Linked DNA regions of Homo sapiens: region 2 is linked to region 1. Evidence: chromatin contacts called from ENCODE Hi-C or POLR2A ChIA-PET data. All regions are on one chromosome and are shown on one strand. The core of a region is the stretch at or near the end of the contact, and the rest is flanking DNA. Distances in the headings are between cores, read along the strand shown. Region 1 holds the start of GLI3 (GLI family zinc finger 3). Region 2 holds the start of COA1 (cytochrome c oxidase assembly factor 1).

Region 1 (2,700 bases), core at 81-2,580:
GCCCATAGGGACAGCAGGCTGTGTGGTGGGAGCTCCTCCTCGCTTCGCGGATTTGGCCCCGAGGGCAGACGAGTCCGGTGGAGAGAAAAACCCTGAACTTCCAAAGGCATCATCCCGCGAGAGGGAGTTTCGGGGATGGCTTTGGGAAAATGTAAAACAAGGAGATGGGGAGCCAAGGATGGGGGGCGGTGGTAATCAGAGAAGCCTTAAAAGAATAAAGGGGAGTCCAGCCCTTGAGCAAGAGTGAGAAAGAGAGGCTGGGTGGGAGAAGATGGGAGCAGACAGGACGCAGCACGAGTGCCAGGGCGCGCATTTGGGGGGTGTCCTGGCGGTGTGGAGAGAGAAGAGAGAGGGCGCGGGTGACATCACGCCCGGGCCCCCTTCCCCTCGCCGGGTGGGTGGGGCTTCGGCGCGCCGGGAGGGCGCGGGGTCAAGTAGGGGGAAGAGGAGGAGCAGGCATGAATGTGTCTGTGTGAAGACCGGGGAGGGGCGGAGGAGGAGGAGGAGGAGGAGAAGGAGGAGGAGGAGGAGGAGGCGGCGGCGGCGGCGGCGGCGGCGGCGGAGGGCGGGGAGGGAGCGCGCGCGTGGCTCGCGGCGCCCGGGCTCCCCCCCAGCCCCCGACCCCGGCCCGCGACGCGCCGCCTCCCAGCCGCCGCCGCCCGCCTCGCAGCTGGGACCCACTCCGGGCTTGGGGACCCGGCGGGCGGGAGAAGCGGGGGCTCCCGGCGCGGCCTGGAAGGAGCGAGAAAGCAAAAGTAAGGCGAGCAGCACTCCAAGTTTTCCCAACTTCGCCCCCTGCGGCGGCAGGCGTCCTGCTGCTCAGCGCGTCCCCTCCGAGCCCGAGAGTGGCTGAAAGAAAAGGGACTGGGCGGGGGCCGGGGCGGAGGAAGAGAGAGTGCGAGGGAGCGAGGAGAGTCCGGCAACATCTGTTAAAACTTGGGGGAGGAGGAGCGCGGGGAGGAGGAGGAAGAGGAGGAGAGAAGGGAAGGAGGGAGCGCGCGGGAGGGGAGCGCGGAGCCGAGGGACAACTTTTCCACCCCGTGAGTAGTGCAGGCGGTGCCAGGTCGGGGCGGGGGGCTTCTCCACCCAGCACGGGGCACCAGGCCGGGATGGGACCTTTTTCCAGAAAGTCGATTGGATGCCAGGAGAGGCGTACGGCTGGGGGTTTCTTTCTTTCTCTTTCCCCTCCCTCCCGCGGTTGAACCAAATCAGAACTGTCACTCAGGGCTTGTGAGTCAGAAGGGATCGGATTACACGATCCCCGAAACTGATGCCGGAGCTGCACGAGCGGGAGGGAGCGGGCAGGGGCAGCGCCACCGGCGCGCTCGCACACTCGCACTCGCGCACACCCGCCGCTCCCACTCACCCGCGCCGCTCTCCCGCCTTCCCCGCGCGCCCCGCGGCCGCCCGCGCCGCACCATGCCCGCGGCGGGCGCACCCCGCGCCCAGCCCGGCCGCTCGCGGTAGCCGTAGCCGCCCGCGGCCGCGCGGAGCGGGGAGCCGCCAGCCTGCGCCCCGTCCGCGGGTCTATGGGAAGTTCGGGGACTTGACAGCCGCTGCCGCCGCAGGTACGTCCCGCTCGAAGTTCTTTGTTTCGCGGACCCCGCAGCCCGCTCCTGCGGCCGCGCCCGCGCCTCCGGGGCCAGAGGTGGTCCCCAGCGTGGGGACGGGATGGAGTGAAAATGGCTGTCAAAAGGCGCCCAGATTTAGAGAGCCGCCGGTGAGGCGTCCGAGCAAGGCTTGCATTCGCTCCCTCCTCCTGGAAGGTCCTTTCCGAAGAGTCCGACCCGCGGACCGGCCGGAGACGGATTGGAGAATTTCACCTCCCGGAGGGGGGACGAAGTTTGCCGCAGTGGTGGCGGCGCCCCTCGCCTCCGCCCCCATCCAAAGGGTTCAGAAGAACTCCGCGAGCCCCGCACGCGCCTGGCTCCTTCCTTTGCGCGGTGGCGCTCTACGGCTCGGGCTTCGGGCGCGCACGGCGCTCGGGATGGGCGGAAGGAGGCGGGAGGCATGGTGGGTGCGCGCGGGGACCTCCGCCGCGGGGGCCGCCGCCGCTGGGGCTTCTCCAGCCCGGGCTATGCTTCGGAGGGCGGGGGTGTGGTGTGAGCGGATGGAGAGAGGCGCGCCTTCGTCGTCATAGAGGAAAAGTGAAAGTTGTACCATCTGTATATGATTTGGGATTCTCTTATTTCTTTTCCTTTCCAGGGGCAGCGCGCACAGACACACAAAGTAACCGTGGTCCATGCAATAATCATTTAAGGTGCCGCGTTTACACAGAGCAGCAGGGGACAGTTACTTTCTTGAGTAGCAGCGGGAAAACGGGCGGGAGAAGGCAGAGAGGGTGTAAATATTGATCCCAAACTTGCAGAGTTTGTGAAGCGACTTTTAAGCAGATTGTCCGAAGCGGACGCTCCACCCCGCACCCGGCCTTTTATCCTTTCCTGAACTTTGTGCTCCTGTCCCCCATTGCACCTCCTTCTGTAAGATGCCGTCCCCCGAGAGGCGCTGCACCCCAGGCTTCCCTGCCTGACCCCGCGTGGAAAGAGGATTAAGGAGGCTCCCTCCGCCGCTGGTCATCCTGCCCCAACTTCTCATCTCCCCAGTGCAGACTGCCGGGTAGATTCTGGCCTTGGGTACAGTGCTCATGGCCCTCTGCCAGTTTATATGTACATATATTTATGTAAAACATTTTCTCCCAGC
Region 2 (2,834 bases), core at 231-2,730, 1.5 Mb before region 1:
ATTATTCACTATAGAGTTTTGTTTTTAATGTAAAATTTAGACGAAAACTTTAGCAGATTTAAGTCCAGTGATAGAAATGTTAAGTTCTGAGTTTTCAAGCAAATGGTCAGAAAAGCCTATTTAATGTTTTATTACTTACAAAGTAAACATATTTCTCTTTCTGGTACAGAACGGGAGCTAATTGATCTCGGGTTCATTTTCATGAACGTTGTATGAAATGCACATATACCAAACCTCATAAGCTTTTTATTAGTTGATTTATTCTTTGAAATATTAAGCTTGGTGTAAGGTATTATAACCTCAATCTCTTTGAAAATGTAATAAGTCAATAATCAATGTTGCATCAATGAATATTACTCAGTGGATGCCTATTTTATTTCTTCTTTTTCTCTAAGAACCATTTAAATAGTCCTTATGGCCGAGCACTTCACAATCTGATTAGTTTCTATTAATTCTTTGGAAAAGAAACATTCTGGGAAGTCAGAATTCAGCGGTAGGTTGCTTTGATAATGTGCTCATTTAGCTAGTGGATTCCAGAGTGATAGAATGTATGTTTGGCAACCTAATTGTTGTGGAGGAAGAAAAGAACTTCTGTTAGAAGTTTTTAAAAAAGTTTAAAAATTGTTTTTACCTCATCAAAAGTTTGATGTCTTGTGAGTTTTATAGCATGCATAATATATTAATGCCATACATGACACATGTAAATATATATATATTTTTTCTGATAGGGATGTGTGAGCAAGAGTTTAAAGAAGAATGCCCCAGTCTAAAGTTAATTAGTCTTGGAGTGATGGCTTCGCAGAGGAAAGATACTGGATTTCAAGCTTGACATTAAGGTGATAATAGTGGTGACTATGGAATAATCAATATAAAAATAATAACAGCTAACAGTTACTGAGCGCCTACAAACTGCCAGACACTACTCTAAGTGCTTCACATCCTCATAACAAATTTATGAGGTAAATGCTATTATTATCCACCAGCCTTCTGAAATTTTCTTACCCCGTTACTCCCTGGTGTTAACTGGGTACTTAATTTGTCGAATAAAATAAAATTTAGTGCTGCCAAATTTGTCAGCTGAACGGGGCGGCAGGAATTTCAGTGCTAGAGTGGGGGGCCAGACGGCCCGGGGCTTCGTGTCCTTGGAGGCCAGCGGAAGCGCCGCATACCTGTGAGGAGCAACGTGAGCCGGTGGCTTATATTTCCTGGGCTAGTGCTACTGGACTGAATGCATTTGCAATAACCGGACGCAGAAAAAAAAAAAAAAAGCGGGGACCAGGGGAGGCGAAACCCTTCCCGGCGCGAGTCCGAGCGTCTGAGAAGCAGAAGCCACACGTCCCGGCGACCTAAGTTCTGGATCAGCCGGCCGGAGGACCCGTGTTAGCATTTACAATCCGAGGTGAGCTGAAGCCTCCGGTTGTCCCGGTTCGACGCTCTAGCCCTGCGAGCAGCCGACGCCGGAAGTCTCTACTGCTCCCCGCTGGCGCGCAGGACCGCGGGCATTTACCCGTGCTTTCCCAAGCCTGGAAGAACTCGTCATGCTCTTTGTAGCGTGGTGCTTCTGTTGCTCACAGGTTAGTCTCCCGCGGTATAAGAGTCTCCGTCTTCCCCCCAGCAAGAAGCGTTTGTTCCTGCAATTCGGGGGGCCGCCTTTGCGCGCGGGGTGCGCTGCTTCTTGGAGAGTTCCCTCACGGGTCACATCGCGGAGGTTCGCGCCGGCGCCGGGTCGCGGCCTCCCTGCGCAGCTTCTTTGGCACCTGGTAACCTTCAGTGGCTCCGTCCGCTCGGAGTTAGGAGGCTGTGTCGAGCTAACCTTGACCTTGTCCTGCAGTTTTTGCTGACCATCCCCAACAGCACACTGTAAAGAGTTAGGGTCCTCTCGAAGAGTTGGGACTGGGCACTTTTGTTGGTAGTGCTAAATTTCAACACCCTGAGGAGTACGCTGCCCAAATTATTGTAGGAAAGAATTACCTGGTTTAGTGGTTATAATACTTTTTGTCCCCACCACACTTGAATAACAGAAAAACCCTCCCAACAGGGGCTGACTGCAAAAGTGATTTTCTGTGTAGGGGACATTGGATGTATTTATGTATATATCAGTGCCTATCAGTCTGTATGTGTGTTTGGGGGTGGATGCTGTGTAATTTAAAAAAATCTATGGAGATTCTGATAATTTGATAACCTGTTTCTCCGGTCTTCCCCTGATTCCTCCCCATTCTCCCCGGAGGGCTATTGCTTTATTTCTGAGGTGGCTCACGTTTGGATAGAAGTAGCAACTCTCCGCTTACACCTGCACGTTTAAAACGCATATCAGATTGTGTTATTTCTGTCCTCAGAATCTTCCTGGCCTTCCCGTTGCTTTCAGGATAATACACATTTCTTAGCCTAACTTCAAGGGCCTACAGGGTCTTGATTCTGCTGAGTTTTTCAGTCTTTGCTACTTTCATGGAAAACACACCTGCAGGTACACTCATATTATGCTCCCACCATGCCAGTCTACGGTAATTTAATAACTTTAGATATGGCAAAGTTTTATATGGTTTACTCAAGTTTTAATTTTTGTTCTAGCATTTAGCCAAAATCGATTGAATTCATAATATTGCTAGGCACTGTTTTAAAAACGGGATAAAATGAAAACAAAACAAAACACAAAACAAAAGTCTTCAGTCCTTTAAAAAAATAAAACAGCTTCCTGACACATAGTTCACCTACCGTAGAGTTCACCATTTAAAACGTAGCGGTGCCTCACGCCTGTAATCCCAGCACTTTGGGAGGCCGAGGCGGGTGGATCACGAGGTCAGGAGATCAAGACCGTCCTGGCTAACACGGTGAAA

Evidence for each region. A loop is a pair of places that touch in the nucleus more often than their neighbours do. ChIA-PET counts read pairs that join two places held with the same protein, here RNA polymerase II (POLR2A).
Region 2: a map of endothelial cell of umbilical vein shows a loop between it and region 1 (5-fold over the local background). The contact joins the promoter of COA1 here to the promoter of GLI3 in region 1. A Hi-C loop is called at or near these places in 1 of 168 maps with a recorded cell type or tissue (endothelial cell of umbilical vein). POLR2A ChIA-PET finds 5 or more read pairs at or near these places in 1 of 52 experiments (H1).

Annotation. Positions count from the first base shown.
Region 1 is chr7:42,235,839-42,238,538 of GRCh38, reverse strand. GLI3 (GLI family zinc finger 3) reads left to right here and starts at 1,330. Exons shown (of 15, transcript NM_000168.6): 1 at 1,330-1,568. RefSeq lists an enhancer at 605-1,586.
Region 2 is chr7:43,728,169-43,731,002 of GRCh38, reverse strand. COA1 (cytochrome c oxidase assembly factor 1) reads left to right here and starts at 1,480. Exons shown (of 6, transcript NM_018224.4): 1 at 1,480-1,574. RefSeq lists enhancers at 1,170-1,369, 736-1,464, 1,465-2,194.